3 separate regions of the Homo sapiens genome follow, and regions 1 and 2 are each linked to region 3. Evidence: read pairs that join two places in POLR2A ChIA-PET (ENCODE). Cell type or tissue: MCF 10A. All regions are shown on one strand. Links, peaks and the distances in the headings refer to the core of each region. The heading gives the core; the rest is flanking DNA.

Region 1 (6,693 bases), core at 1,223-6,222, 110 kb before region 3:
CAACTTTTTTCCTTTTTTTTTTTTGAGACAGGATCTTGCTCTGTTGCCTAGGCTGGAGTGCCGTGGTGTGATCACAGCTCACTGCAACCTCTACCTCTTGGGCTCAAGCAATCCTCCCGCCTCAGCCTCCCAAGTGGGCACCATGCTGGCTAATTTTTAAATTTTTTTAGACAGAGATTCTCACTACTTTGCCTAGGCTGGTCTTGAACTCCTGGGCTCAAGTGATCTGCCTGCCTTTCAGCCACCCAAAGTGCTGGGATTATAGGAGTGAGCCACTGAGCCGGGCCTAACTTTATATTATAAAAAGTACCTGTTACTTTTTGGAGATGGGAGAAACTTTTTTCCCCCCTGTGACAGAAGGTGAAATCAGAGATTTGAGGTATGATAGTTGGAACTTGGTATTATCATAATTAGAATTCATCAATACTTAGAATTCATTTTTTTCTAAGCCATCTCCTTACTCTAACTCATTCCCCATGATTCTAAATTTTTTAGTCATTAGTCAACTAGTTAGAACTCCAATTAGGCATGTATTCTGGGGAATAAAATATGACTTTATCAGCATTTTGGGGAACTCAGGGACAAGAGATTCATCTGGTCAAGTTGGCATCAACAGGCTGAGGACTCATTTCTCATTTTCATGGAGAACCAAGTTTTAGCCAAATCCTTATTTTCTGGGAATTTATATTATGTATGTGTGTCTAAAAAAACACTTTCAAGACTTTTGAAACCCAATGACTGGACTCTTTTTACACATTCTCATTTCATTTTTTTTTTTTTTTTTTTTTGAGACGGAGTCTCACTGTGTCGCCCAGACTGGAGTGTAGTAGCGCAATCTCGGTTCACTGCAACCTCCACCTCCCAGGTTCAAGTGATTCTTCTGCCTCAGCCTCCTGAGTAGCTGGGATTACAGGCATGAGCCACCACGCCCGGCTAATTTTTGTACAGATGGGGTTTCGCCATGTTGGTCAGGCTGGTCTTGAACTCCTGACCTCAGCTGATCCACCCACCTCGGCCTCCCAAAGTGCTGGGATTACAGGCGTGAGCCACCATGCCCGGCCTCAGTTGGTTTTTAGAGAAATCAACTGGACAGCATTCTGAGATTAGGAGAATGTCAGAGACAGTGAGGTAACATGGAAAAGATTGTGGGTTTGGGTTTCACTTCTGTTTATAAGCTTTGTGACCTTGGGCAAGTCATTTAACCTCTCCTATCCTTTGGGAGATGAAGTGGCTAGATGAGAGAATCTAGTTCTTCCTAGCTCTTAGTTCCTGAGATGACCTATGATTAGATCTGTTTATCAAAGTATATGAAAAGGAGATCCTATTTTAAATTCACTGGAACAGGGCCTGGCGTGATAGCTCACTTCTATAATCTCAGGACTTTGGGAGGCTGAGGTGGGTGGGTCATTTGAGCTCGGGAGTTTGAGACCAGCTTGGGCAAGATGGTGAAGCCCTGTCTCTACAAAACAATATTAAAAAATTAGCCGGGTGTGATGGTGCATGCCTGTAGTCCCAGCTACCCGGGATGCTAAGGTGGGAGACTCACCTGAGCCCAGGAGGTCAAGGCTGCAGTGAGCAGTGATTATGCCACGGCACTCCAGCCTGTGAGACAGAGTGTGAGCCTATCTCAAAAAGAAGAAAAAATAAATTAACTGGGCAGTTATTTTTTAAAGAAAATCCAGGCCAGGCCTGGTAGCTTATAGCTGTAATCCTAGCACTTTGGGAGGCCAAGGCAGGACGATTGCTTGAGCCCAGGAATCAGGAAATTTTTTTTTTTTTTTTTTGAAACAGAGTCTCGCTGTCACCCAGGCTGGAGTGCAGTGGCACAATCGAGGCTTACCGTAACCTCTGCCTGCCAGGTTCAAGCAATTCTCCTCCCTCAGCCTGCCAAGTAGCTGGCATCACAGGCGCCCACCACCATGCCCGGCTAATTTTTGTATTTTGTTTTAGTAGAGATGGCGTTTCACCATATTGGCCAGGCTGGTCTCAAACTCCTGACCTCAAGTGATCCTCCTGCCTCGGTCTCCCAAAGTGCTCGGATTACAGATGTGAACCACCACGTCTGGCCGAGCCCAGGAATTTTTTTTTTTAAATTTTATTTTATTATTATTATACTTTAAGTTTTAGGGTACATGTGCACAATGTGCAGGTTAGTTACATATCTATACATGTGCCACGCTAGTGTGCTGCACCCATTAACTCGTCACTTAGCATTAGGTATATCTCCTAAAGCTATGCCTCCCCCCTCCCCCCACCCCACAACAGTCCCCAGAGTGTGATGTTCCCCTTCCTGTGTCCATGTGTTCTCATTGTTCATTTCCCACCTATGAGTGAGAATATGGGGTGTTTGGTTTTTTGTTCTTGCGATAGTTTACTGAGAATGATGATTTCCAATTTCATCCATGTCCCTACAAAGGACATGAACTCATCATTTTTTATGGCTGCATAGTATTCCATGGTGTATATGTGCCACATTTTCTTAATCCAGTCTATCATTGTTGGACATTTGGGTTGGTTCCAAGTCTTTGCTATTGTGAATAGTGCCGCGATAAACATACGTGTGCATGTGTCTTTATAGCAGCATGATTTATAGTCCTTTGGGTATAGAGCCCAGGAATTTGAGACCATCCCAGGCAACAAAGTGAGACCTTATTTCTACTAAATACGTGCATACATACATACATACATACATACATACATACATACGCCAGGCTGCATGGTGGCGTGAGCCTGTAGTCCAAGCTACTCAGGAGGATTGCTTGAGCCCAGGAGGGAAGGCTGCAGTGATCATAGCAGTGAGCTATGATCATGCCACAGCCTGGGCAACAGAATGAGACCCTATGTCTTTAAGAAAGAAGAAAAAATCAATTCATGTATAGTGAGAACCATCATTCCCTAATTTATACTCAGTCAAAAGTTACATGTTGAATATTCTTTTTAAAATTTTATTGACAAATAATAATTGTGTTTTGTTTTTTTTTTTGAGACAGGGTCTCACTTTGTCACCCTGGCTGGAGTGCAGTGGCGTGGTCTTGGCTCACTGCAACCTCCCTCTTCTGGGTTCAAGCGATTCTCCCACCTCAGCCTCTCGAGTAGCTGGGACTACAGTTGCATGCCACCATGCCCAGCTAATTTTTGTATTTTTTGGTAGAGACGGTGTTTCTCCAAGTTGACCAGGCTGGTCTCGAACTCCTGACCTCAAGTGATCTGCCTGCCTCGGCCTCCCAAAGTGCTGGGATTACAGGTGTGAGCCACAATAATTGTATTTTTTTTTTTTAATGTTGAACTGTCTTAATGCAAGGCATATGCTTAATTATTCAGAGTGTGTGCTGTTGTTTTGGCCTAGTGAGGATTAGGGGACAGGACTTTAGTTCTGACTCTGACACCTTGTAGCCTGTTGAATCCTTCTCCTAATCTCCTTTCTCCCCTACCCCCAAACTCATTATCCTGTGCTTTTTTTTTTTTAATTTTTTTGGTCACACTTACCAGATTGCTTGTTTATTATTCTCTAATTTTTTTTTTTTTTTTTTTTTTTTTTTGTAGAGACAGGGTCTCACTTTGTTTCCCAGGCTGGTCTTGAATTCCTGAGCTCAAGCGATCCACCTGCCTTGGCCTCCCAAAGTGCTGGGATTATAGGCTAGAGCCACTGCACCTGCCAGATTGCTTTATAATTGTTTGTTTACACTTCTCTATTCTTCCCAGAGGCTAGAAACCATGTCTTATTCATTTTTACCTTACCTGTTGTGAAACATTGAGGGAAGGAAATCGGTAGGATGTGAGGGAATAGGTAGGGATTGAGTAAAAAATGGCCCAGATTTTGAGTTTGAGTGACCAGGCGAGTGATAGTGTGTTATATATACAAACATCTGAGTTGCCGGTTTGGGGTGAAGAGTTTAATTTTGGACATGTTGGAGTCTATGACAATGTGGGAAGACCATCCCAGTCAACAAATGGCATTGGGAGGACATTCGAGTGGCTGTTCAATAGGCAGTTAGAAGTGGTGAATTATATCCTGGAGCTGTTGAAGGATTTGGGCATCATCTTCATGTGATTCATCAGGTGAATCAGATCTTTGAAAAGGAAAGTAAAAAATGAAGCTAATGAGGAATGCCTCTGTTTAGGAAGCTAGAGGAGAAAGAAGAGTCATCCAAAATGACAGGGGTGATCAGTCACAGAAGTAGGAGGTGGACTGGGGTGGGTGGTGTGGTGCTTCTGTGGAGACAAATAGTAATGTTAAACCTATGGAGAGCTTAGGATAATTCAGTGAGAGAATACAAAGGACTGGATTTGTCAGTTACAGTCCTGTGGCAGAATCAGAGGCTAGATTGAAAACGGGAATGAGGACATAGAAATGGTGAGCGCAGGCTTCTTATTTTGAAGTTGGGAAAAAGGAATAAAGAACAAGGATGGATTCAAAAGAGTACTTATTTATTTTACTTTACTATTACTTCTTAATAGATACCGAGGAGTCTTCATAGGGCTAAGGGAAAGAGACAGAGGAAAGAAAAGCTTGTGTTGGTGTGGGAGAGCTGGGCATAGGTTAGATCTCTGGATGTGTGGAAGAGGTGAGCTGCTTGAGAACAGGAGGGCAGGGCTGCTGTTCTCTCCTTCTCTAATAAGAAGAAGAGGATGAGTGAAAAATTCCACCTCAGAGGGAGGTTGGTGTGGGGATAAAGGGAAAAGGTTCAGAAAGGTGAAAGCTTAAGGGTTTGAGAAATGTGAAGAGAACAAGTGCATCAGCCATCGGGGAGTGTGAGAGGAATTAATGAAACACTGAAAGCATTGCCGATAGTCAGCATGAATTTGGAGTGGACACAGAAGTATGAAATGGAAAATAGCCCCACCCCACCTCCGTGCCCAGTCCCACTTCCCAAAATGTAGCTACTTTCTAAAGTCAGTTTTGTAGTTCCTGTAGTTAATAGTGTAACTTTCAGTAATATGTTGCAGTCAACAGTGTCTCTTGATCCCCTTCTGTGAACCATGAGAAATTTACCCATTTCTTGTACTCTTTTCTTCCTGAGTTTTTTTTTGTAATAATATTACTATTTTTCTGTTATCAAAGTAAATAATGTTTATATTCTCTTTTGTATAACAAAAATTAGTCTTCACTCTGTATGTACAAATTAAGCCTAAACATATTCCACACATACAGTTTTTGCAATATTATTAAGTAAATATTATTTACTTTGGAATCTAGAGGTGCTGTTGAATACTGGGAAAAGCAAACATAGTATTTTATTACCAAACTGCTTCAAAGAGAATGGCCCAATCATCAAGATCTAGTGAATCCTCTTTCAATTTCTTTCCAGCTTTCTATGCTCCTTTTAGGTCTTACTCAACTGCTGTTGTTTCTTATACTTTAAATTGTCATTTTTCTTGTATTTTTTAAAAACTTGGAATAGTTACTGTTTTTAATATGGGATGCATGCGTGTTGAGCTTTAAGTTCTTGCCTTTCAAAAACGTCTTTGTCTCATTTGATTGTCATTTGAATGTAGCCCACTTGAATACTTCGGAAGCTTTTAGGGTTTGCTTTTTGTCTTTGGAGTTCTGAAATTTCATTAGGATGTGTCTAGGCATGTGTCTTTTCTCTTTCATCCCGTTTGGCTCTAGGTAGCTCGCTCTTTTCTTTTTTCTTTTTTTTTTTTTTGACAGAGTCTTGCTCTGTCGCCTAGGCTGGAGTGCAGTGGCACTATCTCTTATGGAATATTACATACAAAAGAATATATATAAAGTGTATGCACAGGCCGGGTGTGGTGTAATACCAGCACTTTTGAGAAACCTAGGCGGGTGGATCACCTGAGGTCAGGAGTTTGAAACCAGCCTGGCCAACATGGTGAAACCCCGTCTCTACTAAAAATACAAAAATTAGCTGAGCGTAGTGGCAGGCGCCTGTAATCCCAGCTACTCAGGAGACAGGCAGGAGAATCGCTTGAGCCTGAGAGGCGGAGGTTGCAGTGAGCCAAGATCATGCCATTGCGCTCCAGCCTGGGCAACAAGAGTGAAATACTCTGTCTCAAAAAAAAAAAAAAAAGTATCCACAGATTAAAGAAGAATAATAGATTGAACACTGGTAGATCCATGATCTAGTTTGAGAACTAAAAGCTTAAAACACCTCTGAAGGCCCCGTGGGCCTCTTCTATTACTTTTCTCTCACCCTTAGATGTAACTGTCATCCTGAATTTTGTTAATTCTCTAGTTTTGCTTTGTAGTTTGTATAATCCTAAATAATATATTATTTAGTTTTACAAGCTTTTCTATGAATTTTCTATGAGTGGAATCATGCTGTATGAATTCTTCTGATTTGTCTTTTCTGCATTATGAGATTCATTCTTGCTGATGCAAGTTACTGTAGTTCTTTATTCCCCCAGCTTCTATGGCATCCCATTACATGAATCCATCTCAATTTATTAATCCATTCACCAGCTGGCAGGTAGTTTAGTTGTTTCTGTGTTTTTTTTTTTTTTTTTTTTTTTTTTTTTGCTATTGCAAATATCATAGCTATGAACATTTTTTTTTTTTTTTTGAGGTGGAGTTTCACTCTATCACCCAGGCTGGAGTGCAGTGGCGTGATCTCGGCTCATTGCATCCTGCACCTCCCAGGTTTAAGCAATTCTCTGCCTCAGCCTCCCGAGTAGCTGGGATTACAGGTGCCCACCACCACACCAGGCTGATTTTTTTTGTATATTTAGTAG
Region 2 (6,693 bases), core at 204-5,203, 99 kb before region 3:
ATGCCTATATAGCAGTCTCAAATGAGGTAGCGCAGAATCTCTGGATAGGACATTATGATTAAAAAATTCTTTTATAGACGTCTTTGTGTTTTCCATAGTTTCTTCAATGCACTTAGTTTTATATTCTAGAATTTAAAAAAATCAACTTACATTAACACTCTTTTCCTTTGGAGAATATAGAAAAAGCTAAGGGTCACATGAGAGATTTGCATTAATAAATGTAGAAAGAATCAGTGTAACTTGCATGTGTTAATTACAATTTTTGGAAGCTTAATGATTTTGTAGAATCATTGACAAGGCCATATGTATCAAATAAGCCTATTTGTAAGTTCTTCCAGTCTTGAATTGTAGTGTTTCTGTGAAGTTTGTAACTTTTTAAGCTTCTTTTATTTATTTATTTTTTATCTAATATCAGTCACTCAAATTTCCTTTGTCAGCATTACATAGGATAAAGGAGACCTATCAAAAACTTTTGGAATCCAAGGACAAAGAACATTCTTTTTTTTTTTTTTTTTTTAAATCCATAGTCACCATCAACTTCTGTTGGGAGAACAGAGAAAGATAGACTAAGAGAAACAGAGATAGAAAATGTTTAATCCTGTATTGTGGCTTACTGTAGCTCTTCATATTCCCTTGAATTTTAGACTAGATTTCCTCCAAAATTCTGTGAACTTGGGGATATATATGATTGCCAGATGTCTGACACCTTTCTAGATTTGGAACTGTCTGGAATCTAATTTCTTCTGCTAACCCATAGTATATGAAAGAAAGTAACACACACACTATTAAGACAAACTAGAAAATATCATAAAGAGGCTGGATGCAGTGGCTCATGCCTGTAATCCCAGCACTTTGGGAGGCCGAGGTGGGTGGATCACTTGAGGCCGGGAATTGGAGACCAGTCTGGCAAACATGGCAAAACCCAGTCTACACTAAAAATACAAAAATTAGCCAGACGTGATGGCGTATGCCTGTAGTCCCAGCTGTTGGGGAGGCTGAGGCACGAGAATTGCTTGAACCCGGGAGGTGGAGGTTGCAGTGAGCCGAAATTGCGCCACTGCACTCCAGCCTAGGTGACAGAGACTCTGTCTCAAAAAAAAAAAGAGACCGGGCGCGGTGGCTCACGCCTGTAATCCCAGCACTTTGGGAGGCTGAGGTGGGCGGATCACGAGGTCAGGGATGGAGACCATCCTGGCTAACACAGTGAAACCCCATCTCTACTAAAAATACTACTTGGGAGGCTGAGGCAGGAGAATGGCGTGAACCCGGGAGGCAGAGCTTGCAGTGAGTCGAGATTTGGGCCACTGCACTCCAGCCTGGGTGACAGAGTGAGACTCCGTCTCAAAAAAAAAAAAAAAAAGAAAAAAAAGAAAAAAGAAAATCTCAAAATCTCATAAAGAGAATGGGAAAAGGCTGCATTTGTCTTGGAATTTATAAATGTATTCAAAAATTTTTTTCATCTTTGTTGATGCATATTTCTGTAATAGTTTTTTCCTGTCTTAATTTTCTCTCATAAAAGGAAAAGATTTGATATTCCTGAGTCATCACTCTCCTGAAATCTCAGTTTTACTCAGACCTGTGCTATATAGAGTATTATGTTCATGCCCATGTCTGATGTGGAGGGAGAGACACAGACAGGAGAGTGGGTGACTGACTCAGATGTAAATGATCTTATTATACTTGAGCTGCAACCACACCTAGAAACCTTGACAACAACAGGGCCTGTGTTTGATATATCTCACTTGTTAAATCCTGTCTGGATTTTAGTATGTCATATGTGTGTTCATCAGCAAAATTGAACAGGTGCTGGAACAATTGCAAAGCTTTAATCAGACTTATGATTACACTGTTTCTCGTTATGATTAAACTGTTTCTCATTTTGGCCAAAGAATATGACACAATAACTAAAACAAATTTCTAGTTGTTTCTTGTGTTGTTTATTCTGTTCAGAGGTTTCTTTTCTTTTTCTTTTTTATTTCTTAGACAAGGTCTCATTGTGTTGCCCAGGCTGGAGTGCAGTGGCACAGTCTTGGCTCATTGCACCCTCTGCTTCCCAACCTCAAGCTATCCTCCCACCTCAGCCTCCTAAGTAGCTGGGACTACAGATGTGTGCCACCATGCCTGGCTAATTTTTTTTTGGTCTTTTTTTGTAGAGATGGGGCTTCACCAAGTTGCCCAGGCTGGTCTCAAACTCCTGGGCTCAAGCGATTCACTCACCTCAGCTTCCCAAAGTGATGGGATTATAGGCGTGAGCCACCGTGCCTGTCCCAGAGGTGTCAATGCTACATATACATCCTCCACCAAGATAGAGTCATGGGTAAATTAATTAAGGTTAAGAGACAATTTCAATGTCTTATGCCAAGCTGTTAAAGTTTTTTTTTTTCCCCCTTTTTTATTTATTTTTGAGACAGAGTCTCGCTGTCACCTAGGCTGGAGTGCAGTGGCGCAATCTTGGCTCACCGCAACTTCCGCTCCCCAGGTTCAAGCAATTCTCCTGCCTCAGCCTCTCAAGTAGCTGGGGTTACAGCCACCCGCCATCACGCCAGCTAATTTTTGTATTTTTGGTAGAGAAGGGGTTTCGTCATGTTGGCCAGGCTGTTCTCGAACTCCTGACCTCAGGTGATCCGCCAGCCTCGGCCTCCCAAAGTGCTGGGATTACAAGCATGAGCCACCGCTCTCAGCCTATTAATGTTTCAAAAATAGCTTTTCCCTCATTATAAAAATAGCACATGTTGGGCCGGTCATGGTGTCTCACACTTGTAATCCCAGCACTTTGGGAGGCTGAGGTGGGAGGATCACTTGAGTCCAGGAGTTCGAGACCAGCCTGGCCAATGTGGATGAAACCCTGTCTCTACTAATAATACAAACATTAGCTGGGCATAGTGGCACACGCCTGTAGTCCCAGCTACTCAGGAGGCTGAGGCAGGAGAATCACTTGAGCCTGGGAGGCAGAGGTTGCAGTGAGCTGAGGTAGTGCCAATGAACTCCAGTCTGGGCGACAGAGTGAGACTCAGCCTTTAAAAAAAAAAAAAAAAAAAAGGAGGCTGGGCATGGTGGCTCACGCTTGTAATTCCAGCGCTTTGGGAGGAGGAGGCTGGCAGACCACGAGGTCAGGACATCGAGACCATCCTGGCCAACATGGTGAAACCTCGTCTCTACTAAAATACAAAAAATTAGCCAGGCGTGGTGGTTCGCGCCTGTAGTCCCAGTTGCTCAGGAGGCTGAGGCAGGGGAATCGCTTGAACCTGGGAGGCAGAGATTGCAGTGAGATCATGCCACTGCCACTCCAGCCTGGTGACAGAGTGAGACTCCATCTCAAAAAAAAAAAAGGAAATTAAAGAAGAAAATGAATATTTCCTTAATCCTAACACCCAAGTGTAAACACTAATGGTATTTAAGTAAATTCCCTTCCAGTCACTTTTCTATTCAGATATTCCGTCACTAGGGCTGGAGTGCAGTAGCACGGTCTCAGCTCACTGCAACCTCCGCCACCTGGGTTCAAGCGATTCTCCCGCGTCAGCCACCCAAATAGCTGGGATTGCAGGTGCCTGCCACTACGCCCAGCTAATTTTTTGTATTTTTAGTACAGACGGGGTTTCACCATGTTGGCCAGGCTGGTCTCAAACTCCTGACCTTGTGATTCACCTGTCTTGGTCTCCCAAAGTGCTGGGATTACAGGCGTGAGCCACTGCACCTGGCCTCAGATAACTTTCTTTTTCTTTTTTTTTTTTTTTTTGAGACGGAGTCTGTCACCCAGGCTGGAGTGCAATGGCGTGATCTCAGTTCACTGCAACCTCCACTTCCCAGGTTCAAGCAATTCTCCTGCCTCAGCCTCCTGAGTAGTTGGGACTACAGGTGCGTGCCACCACGCCCGGCTAATTTTTTGTATTTTTAGTAGAGAAGGGGTTCCACTGTGTTAGCCAGGCTGATCTCGAACTCCTGACCTCATGATCTGCCCGCCTTGGCCTCCCAAAGTGCTGGGATTACAGGCGTGAGCCACCGCGCCTGGCTGAATAACTTTCTTAAAAGCTGGAGTAGTACCAGGTGTGGTTTCTTATGACTGTAATACTAGCACTTTGGGAGGCCAAGATGGGAGAATCACTTGAGCCCAGGAGTTCAAGACCAGCTTGTATGACTGTACCACATTCATTTATTCTATTGTTGGTGAGCATTTGGTTTGTTTCCAGTTTTGGCTTTTGCGAATGTTTTGTATATGTTTTGTGGTGCCCATATTTTAGATAAAATTACTAGTAGTGGAATTGCTTGGTCTTAGGGTATGCGAATGTTCAGCTTCAGTGGTATTACCAGTTTTCCAAAGTGTTTATACCGATTTACAGACCTTTTGGCAACGTATGAGAGTTCCATTTCTTCCTGTACTTACCAATACTTGCTTGCTTGCTCTCTTCCTCCCTTCCTCCCTTCATCCCTCCCTCCCTCCCTCCTTCTTTCTTTCTTCCTTTCCTTCCTCTCCCCTCCTCTCCCCTCCCTCCCCCTCCCCTCCGTTCTGTCACCCAGCCTAGAGTGCAGTGGCGCCATCACAGCTCACTACAGCCTTGACTTCTTGAGCTCAAGTGATCATCTCACCCCAGCCTCCCGAGTAGCTGGGACTACAGGCATGTGCCACCATGCCTGGCTAATTAAAAAAAATTTTTTTACAGATAGTGTCTTGCCATGTTGGCCAGGCTGGTCTTGAGCTCCTCTGCTGAAGATAACATTTTGGGCCAGGCATGGTTACTCACACCTGTAACTTTTATTTTTTGGAGGCAGACTTTTTTTTTTTTTTTTCATAACGCTATCTGGGCTCACTGCAACCTCTGCCTCCTGGGTTCTAGTGATTCTCCTGCCTCTGACTCCCAAGTAGCTGAGATTACAGGCGTGTGCCACCGTGCCCAGCTAGTTTTTTGTATTTTTAGTAGAGGCGGGGTTTCACCATGTTGGCCAGCTGGTCTTGAACTCCTGACCTCAAGTGATCCACCCGCCTCGGCCTCTCAAAGTGTGGGATTATAGCTGTGAGTCACTGTGCCCGGCCTAAAATAAGATTTATTGAGGACTTGTGTATAGCATGGTAGAAATAAAAGCAGAATTCCTTCTCTTCATTTTACAGTTCTTTCTGTGGAAATGAGTACAACTGAATATAGCAGGTGGCAGTGCCTGTCAACTTTGTTTCCATTCTGCACTGATTGTATTATCTTATTCTAATCCCTGCCAACCAGATGTACTTCCTTCTTCACATAAGATGGAGACAGCTTATTGTATATGCACACATGTGCAAATATGCATAAGTATAGCAAAAGTTGGTCCTGCTGTTCAGAAATATCGTTAACTAGTATCAAGTGAGAGGCGGCATGGTTTACTTCAGGTACAGCATATAGTTTTAGATGCTTATTCCTCCCCTGTTGGTGGGAGTTCCGTGTTGTGAAAAATTCTTTTTTAAAAAAATTTCAACTTTTATTTTAGGTTCAGGGGGTACATGTAAATGTTTGTTACATGAGTTGTGAAGAATTCTGAGGCCATGCCTGAGATCAGTGATTCAGAAGTCCTGTCACTGAATAGTAATTGTTGCAGGGGTGACATATGTTCCACATATTTACCTTCTGTAAGTGAAGCAGAGTGAAGAACCAGACCAATGTAGATTTTCTAGCACTTATTTTTGGGCAAGTTATTTTGTTCTCTGGGCCTCTCAATGTCCTTATCTGGAAAATAGGAGGTCACATTCTTGCTAGGATTAAATACATTAATGCATGCAAAGTATTTCCTGATTGCCTTGCAGATAGATAATAGGTGCCCAGTAAATGTTAGTTCTGTCCCTTTTTTTTGTATGGGAGAGGAGGGACGAGGAGGGAGTGGGCTGTTCTTAAATAGGAATATTTTTAAAACGTATTATGAACTTATCACAGCCCCATGTTTCACTTTTCAGGGCCAATGTAGGAGGCAGTAAAGAAAGAAAAATAAATGAGACATCTCTTGTCAAGTTATAACTGGTTTTATGTATAAATAATTTAGAAACACATTACCTATAATACAAAACAATTAAAAAATATACCACTCTATTTGGCTGTATTTACTACTTTTCTGAAACTGCTTACTCGGAGGTTCGGTTCACCTTACCTCCTTATTTTTACTCCCTTCTTTTTTGACCTTCGTGGTACTATTAACCACCAACTTTGGTGAAATCCTTTCTTTCCTTGGCTTCAGTGAAAACATCACTTTCTAAACAATGAATTTCGTTTTCTACTGGACAGGGGCCCTTTATATAGAGGCAATAAACTTGTATGTTTAACTTTGATGATTGATTATTGATTCAGTTGGTAATACAAATTAAAGTTTGGCTTAAAACAGTGAAATATTTCTGGGAAGTAATTGAATGATGACTGTACAACACTAGAGTAATTTAAAAATACTTAGTGGAAATATTCATTGATACCATCTTTTTTTAGAAGCTAATTTAACAGTAACTCAAAGCAGGGTTAATTTTGTGTAACCTGGCACCCAACATTATATGTCTAGGAATCTGTCCCTCAATAGGATGAATGGTAAAAACATATGTAGAGAGATATTAATCGAAGTATTATTTGTAAGAACAAAAGATGGAAACAACTTAAACACTTGTCAATAGAAAAATAGTGAAATTATGATTTATTCTTACTATTCTTCCGTTAAAAAAGTGAGCTAGAGTGTGTGGGGGCAGAGTGT
Region 3 (6,693 bases), core at 594-5,593:
CTGCAATATGTGACAACATGGATGAACCTGGAGGACATTATGCTGAGGAAAATAAAGCAGTCACAGAAGAACAAATACTGCATGATTCCACTTATATGGGACATCTAAGAGAGTCAAGCTCATAAAAGCAGAGAGTAGAATGGTGGTTGCCAGGGCATATAGGGAGCAGGAAATGAGGCATTGCTGTTCTGCAGGTATAAAGTTTCAGTTATGCAAGATTAGTAAGTTCTGCTTTATAACATCGTGCCTTATTAATACTAATAAGATATTAATACTACTGTATTTTACACTCAAAATTTTGTTAACGTACATCTCGTTAAGTTTTTTTATTGTAATTTTTTTTAAGAAACAGATTTGGAATTAATCATTTGAGATAAAAAGGCAGGAAAACATCAGAACTTAGTGTTTTTCTGTTTATTTACCCCATCCCCATATTCTTGATAAGACAGTACATTTTGGGAGGGGAGAGTATGGGGACAGGGTAGGGTCAGTGATGAGTCCAGTTGGAAGAGGGGCTAATAGACTTGACTTGAAGCTGTGCTGCATAATCACCCTGTTTTTGCTTGTATTATGTTTATCTGGAGTGACTGACGGTATGGTAGCTAAGGCTCCCCAAGCTATTCGTTGTCTCACTGTTTAGGATTGGGGATCATATGCAGTCAACTCCCCATCAGTACTGCCTCTCCTTGGAGTCTCTGGAATGGCCTTTTAATTTACATTTGTCTTCTTGCTATTCCTCTCCTATCAACCTGTTGACATTTAAGGCTCTAAGATGATATTTTTTAGTTTGGATGTCTTTGCATCATATTTATGTATTTATATTGAAACTCTAACCCTTTACTGTAGATGGGGTAATAGTACCTAGCTCAGAGTATTGTGAGAATGCTTAAAGTGCTTTAGAAAATGTTAGCTATTACTGTTACTGGATAACCATCTTTTAAACTTCCTTTTTTAGAAACTGATTCAGCAGTACAGAAAGAACTTAGAAACCAGACACCTGCTCCATCTGCAGCTCAAACTTCTGCTCCCTCTAAGTACCACCGAACTCGATCTGGGGGAGCCAGGGATGAACGATATCGATCAGGTGAGGAGAAGCTGCAGAATGGCCAGCTGAATCGTTTTCCTAACAGTAGTATGAACTGTGTATCCTGAGAGCTTCTAATACTTGTCTTTTTTTTCCCTATGAGGCACCAACAGTTTTATATTAACTCATTCACCAATCATTTATTTTGTACCCTACTATGTATCAGGTATAGTAGGTACTCAATAATTTGCTGGAAATGGAACAGCACATAAGACTGTTTCCGGCTGGGCGATGTGGCTCACGCCTGTAACCCCAGCACTTTGGGAGGCTGAGGCGGGCAGATCACTTGAGGTCAGGAGTTTGAGACCAGCCAGGCCAACATGGTGAAACCTCGTCTGTACTAAAAATACAAAAATTAGCTGGGCATGGTGGTGGGCACCTGTAATCCCAGCTACTCAGGAGGCTGAGACAGGAGAATCACTTGAACCTGGGAGGTGGAGGTTGCAGTGAGCTGAGATCCCACCACTGCACTCCAGCCTGGGCAACAGTGAGACTGCATCTCAAAAAAAATAAAGACTGTTTCTGCCCTTAAGGAATGTAACAGTTTAAGAAGAGAACCAGACAAGCATACAAGCACAAAGGCCATGTGAATAAATAAGTAAATAAGAAAGTGAAGGGTTGGGTCTTGTGGGTGGTACTAGGAGACCTCAGTGGATTCTATTGGAAGAGGCAGGCCCTTCTGTGTTTGCCAGAGTTGTTGCATAACTAGTCTCTCTTAATTGATGGAGCTGAAAGAAAACTCACAATGAAATTTCAAATTAGTTATTTCTTCTAACCCAAGAAGTACCCACAGGAAGGGAAGGAGCAAGGTGTGCCTGCATGGCAGCGGGAGCATGCTCCTGCTTGTACTGTGCTTGGGACCACCTGGCGGCCAGTACCAGGTGTGTGGCTTTGATAAGCAGAGGAACGACTGGTAGATCCCTAGAGCACGTGTGGTGCAGCAGGCCCTTCCCATGCCCACTTCCTGTCCGCTGCACCAAGAGTAGTCTCTGCAGCACATTTCTTGTTTTAAGAAGTGGCAGAATTAAGCAAAAAGACTAATGGGGATATTATTTATTTTCTTCAGATTTTTGTCTTCTTTGTACTGACCAAGGTTGCCTTAACATTTTCTTGAACTGAAAAACACAGTCTATATCACATCCTCTCAAAAACTGCTTTAGAGAAAATGAGAAAAGGACACAGTTGAAGAGCTACATCAGCTATTTTGTGAGCTGATTTTACTAGATACATATTTTCACACACAGAAGGAGAAAAGGATGAGAAATGTTCAGTCGGGAAAAAAAAAATAGAGGTTGTAATTTTATACCTAAACTGGTCTTGAGTGATAGGAGAGGCTTGCTCAGAGAACAAAGACATCCAAGCTGAGTCATGGCAGACAAACAAGAGTTAGCCAGGGAAATAGTGTTCAGAACTTAGAATGCAAGGGTCAGAAAGAGGTGGGAGATGAGGCTAGAAAGATTACCAGAGACCAGATCTTGTGGGATCTTGAATGTCACTGAAGGATTTTCAGCAGAGCAGTAACATCATCAGATTTGTATTTGTTCCAGTAGCTCACTCCAGCTGTAGACTGCAGTGCCTGGCACAGGGCCTTCCATATATAAGAGCTAAACAGATATTTTGCAGAAAGAAGGGAATAGAAGTATTTACTAGTAGGCCAGGGTGGTGGCTCACACCTGTAATCCTAGCACTTTGGGAGGCCAAGGTAGGTGGATCACTTGAGGTCAGGAGTTCGAGACCATCCTGGCTAACACAGTGAAACCCCATCTCTATTAAAAATACAAAAAAATTTAGCTGGATGTGGTGGCAGGCGCCTGTAGTCCCAGCTCCTCGGGAGGCTGAGGCAGGAGAATGGCGTGAACCTGGGAGGCAGAGCTTGCAGTGAGCCGAGATCGTGCCACTGCACTCCAGCCTGGGCGACTGAGCGAGACTCTGTCTCAAAAAAAAACAACAACACATCGTGGTTACTAGTTAAGGAATGGATCAGAGAAAGGGAGGGCTGGAAGTAGCAAAGCATTCAGGTGCACCCCTTTGTTGCCAATCACCTGAGCCTCATTTTCCAGCCACCTAGTGTTGCCTTTTCAGGCTGGAGCCCAGGTTCAGCAGCAGCATGTTCCAACCTGTCCAGAAGGGTTTTTAGCCGTCACAGCTTTCATCCCTGGCCTTCTGGGAGTTTCTGTGTGTGTGTGTGTGTGAGTGTGTGTGTGCGTTTTGTTTTTTTAACCTTCCTTTTTCTTTGTTTTTATAGCATGTAATAAAGGATTATTAAGGATCCAAAAAGGTGATTTTCAATATTCTATATCCAAGCCAATCAAATGTAAAAAAGTTTTTTGTGAGCTCATTTAGTACTATAAAATTTTGAGCTTCACCTGTTAAAACCCAGCTGTGATCTGTAGTCCCTGCTGTTTTGCACCATTGCTTTTTGATTATCCCAAGTATTAGAAAGCGTATGCTGTGGATCAGATACTAGTCAGCTGACTGTGGAGATTGTTGGTTAGGTGCAGGTATACTAGAGAGTTTGTAACAATTGTATGTTAATCTCACTGGGAGTTTTTCTGTGTGTGTGTGTGTGTGTGTGTGTGTGTGTGTGTGTGTGTGTGTGTTTTAAAGGATAGTAGCAAAAAGTAGGCCAGAACGAGGTGAAGTAGGGGAGAAAAAGTGATTTAAAAACCCTGAAGATATTGAAAGCTATGAGGGTCCTGCAATCCTATCAGGAGGGGAACATAAAAAGAGGATGCAAGCATAGACTTTGGGTGAAAATCAAATTTTTCAGTATATTAGGAATTGCTCAACTAAATAACGAAAGAAAGCTCAGGATGTGAAAGAAATTGAGTCTCTGAGAATTCTGGCTTCTCCGAATAAGAAGAAATCAGCAGGGGTGGCTCATGCCTGTAATCTCAGCACTCAGGGAGGCCGAGGCAGGAGGATTGCTTGAGAAGAGACCCGCAGCCCCTGCAGAGGTGGAGCAGATAAGTAGTGGAGGTTGATGGGAGCTGACCTTATATCTGTTTGCTACGCCAGTCATAGAAAGGGTTACATTTACATGTCATGTGCAAAAATAGCTGAAGAATTTAGGGTATATTTAATAAAAGTTGCTAGAATTCAGAATAAAGTGATGGCTATGTAAGAAGGATTTTATATTAATGCTGGTAAGTGTAATTATAAAACACTTTCTTATTTGATGGAGGCTTATTAACACCTATAACATTTCAACCAATCATAATCAAATCTAAATAGACTTAGTGTTCACATTTCAGACACAGTATAAAGAACTTACCTTTATTCAGAGTTTAGATTATCTGACCTGATTCCATTCTTTGTGCTTTAGCCAAGAGGGAGCTTAATTTCAAGTATACTACCTTATTAGTATATTTCTTTTTCCTGCACATCCAGGCATGATTCACCTCCCTGCACACACATAGTATGGTCTCAAATGTAGAAAACACAAATTAATGCCTGAGATGGAAAGTGATCTTATTGTAAGTCATTCTGACTCCCTTGATGTTAATCTCTTGAGAAGTTAGGTACCTCAAACAAAACAACAAAAATAAAACAGGACATTAAGGGAGTATTCGTATTACCTTATTCAGCTCAAACATGAATACTGGAAAATGATACCCAGCTTCCACATGCTTCTGGGAGAGATGTCCAAAGTCACTTGTGTCTGGGGACTGAACTCCAGAAGTGACTTCTTTATCAAAGATCAAGATGAATTGTGTGGTGTTCAGTGAGTCAAATTCAGTTAAGAGAGCTGCCTGTTCTTATCAATAAGAGTCTTTTCTAATAGATAACTGAACATCTCTTTTTGACACTGGTGTATGGGTCAAGGTTTATCATGTTAGAAAATAGTTGGGTGGCTTGATTCGTTTTGTAATCTGTTGCTGTGAATGCCTGTGACAGGGAAAAACATGCTCTGTAATTACTAATTATCCAAATGTTACAGGCCTTCTAAAGCTTTCTTAATGTGTGTAATTCCCTAGCTTTGTCCAGTTTGCCATTACATATTTCATATCATATATAAAAATGCTTTTGGAAATGTACTCTTTTTAATTAATAAATGTAAGAATTTGATTTGCTGTTGTCTGTTACTTTCTCAGTAGAAGTGATTAATCATTTTTTAAGACAGCTAGGAATCATTTTTCCTTCTAATATAAGGAGGACATTTTTCTCATTTTTAACATACCTAAAATCAGAATGTTTTATACAAGATGACACCATAGATTCAATTAAATATGCAATCGTGATTCAACTAAGTAAATTCCAAGGACACTACAATTGTATAATCAGTATAAATGCAGTATAAAATTATTTCATTTCAGAGCTAAAAATAAGTTGGTAATGTCTTAAAAGTAATAGCCCAACAGTTTGGCAATATCATTAAAATTTTAAATAGTCATGTTCTTTATCCAGAAATTCTACTTCTAGGAATTCATTTTATATAAACAGTCGTGTGCACAAAGATATATACATACATATACAAAGATGTTTGTTGTAGTATTGTGTATAATACAATGGTTAAATAAGTCATAGAATGTTCACACAGTAGAATTTTATGAACGTTAAAATGAGGTAGATGTATTTGTGCAAATATGGAAGGATGTACAAAATCCTTTTTTTTTTTTTTTTGAGACAGGGTCTCACTCTGTCACTCAGGCTGGAGTACAGTGGCACAATCATGGCTCAGTGCAGCTTCTAACTCCTGGGTTCAAGCAATCTTCCTGCCTCAGCCTCTTAAGTAGTTGGAAGTACAGGCACATGCTACTGTGCCAGGTTAACTTATTTTATTTTTTGTAGAGATGGGATCTCACTTTGTTGCCCACGCTGGTGTCGAACTCCTGGTTTTAAGCAATCCTCCCGCCTTGGCCTCCCCCAAGTGCTGGGATTACAGTGGTGAACCATTGTGTCCAGCCCAAAATATACTTTTTAAATAATAAAGGCAAGACAGTATGTAGCATATAATCTGATTTTTATAAATAATATGTTTATAATTGTAATATTTATAGCATTATTATGTTATAGTAATATAAACATATGCTACTATGTTTATAGACATGGAGACCTGGAAAAATATATACCAAACTATTGAGGCAGGAGTATTTTTGGGAAATGGTGGGTCTAGGGAAAGTTTTCACTTTAGCTTTATATATGTTTAGATCTTTTTGCAATGTGTATTTTTTCAATCTTTCATTATAGTAAAATAAAATTTATGTGTATTGTAAATTTTAAAGATAGGTTTTAAGATTTTAAGGTCTTAATTATTGTTTATTTATTTTATTTTATTTTATTTTTTTTGAGACGGAGTCTCACTCTGTTGCCCAGGCTGGAGTGCAGTGATGTGATCTCAGCTCACTGCAACCTCCGCCTCCTGGGTTCAAGTGATTCTTCTGCCTCAGCCTCCCAAGTAGCTGGGATTACAGGCACGTGCCACCACACCCAACTAATTTTTGTATTTTAATAGAGACGGGGTTTCACCATATTGGCCAGGCTGGTCTGGAGCTCCTGACCTCGTGATCCGCCTGCCTTGACCTACCAAAGTGCTGGGATTACAGGCGTGAGCCACTGCGCTTTGTCTATTATTATTATTATTTTTGAGACAGAGTCTCACTCTGTTG

What was found. Peaks named below come from ENCODE experiments on the same cell type or tissue, not always from the same donor. Only the 100,000 strongest peaks of a DNase experiment are listed, where the experiment ranks them.
Region 1: POLR2A ChIA-PET joins it to region 3 with 10 read pairs; 7 of 35 experiments call an interaction of 5 or more read pairs at or near these places.
Region 2: POLR2A ChIA-PET joins it to region 3 with 10 read pairs; 4 of 35 experiments call an interaction of 5 or more read pairs at or near these places.

What each region holds. Positions count from the first base shown.
Region 1 is chr12:50,533,603-50,540,295 of GRCh38, forward strand. All of the region lies in intron 1 of DIP2B (disco interacting protein 2 homolog B), which reads left to right. Among named protein-coding and RNA genes, the nearest start is that of DIP2B, 32 kb to the left of the region's middle. In MCF 10A, for the core only: no CTCF peak of the experiment used is centred there; a DNase peak (open chromatin) is centred at 4,079.
Region 2 is chr12:50,540,906-50,547,598 of GRCh38, forward strand. All of the region lies in intron 1 of DIP2B (disco interacting protein 2 homolog B), which reads left to right. Among named protein-coding and RNA genes, the nearest start is that of DIP2B, 39 kb to the left of the region's middle. In MCF 10A, for the core only: no CTCF peak of the experiment used is centred there; no DNase peak of the experiment used is centred there.
Region 3 is chr12:50,639,769-50,646,461 of GRCh38, forward strand. DIP2B (disco interacting protein 2 homolog B) reads left to right here. Exons shown (of 38, transcript NM_173602.3): 3 at 956-1,084. Among named protein-coding and RNA genes, the nearest start is that of ATF1, 120 kb to the right of the region's middle. RefSeq lists an enhancer at 914-963. In MCF 10A, for the core only: no CTCF peak of the experiment used is centred there; DNase peaks (open chromatin) are centred at 2,453 and 3,203.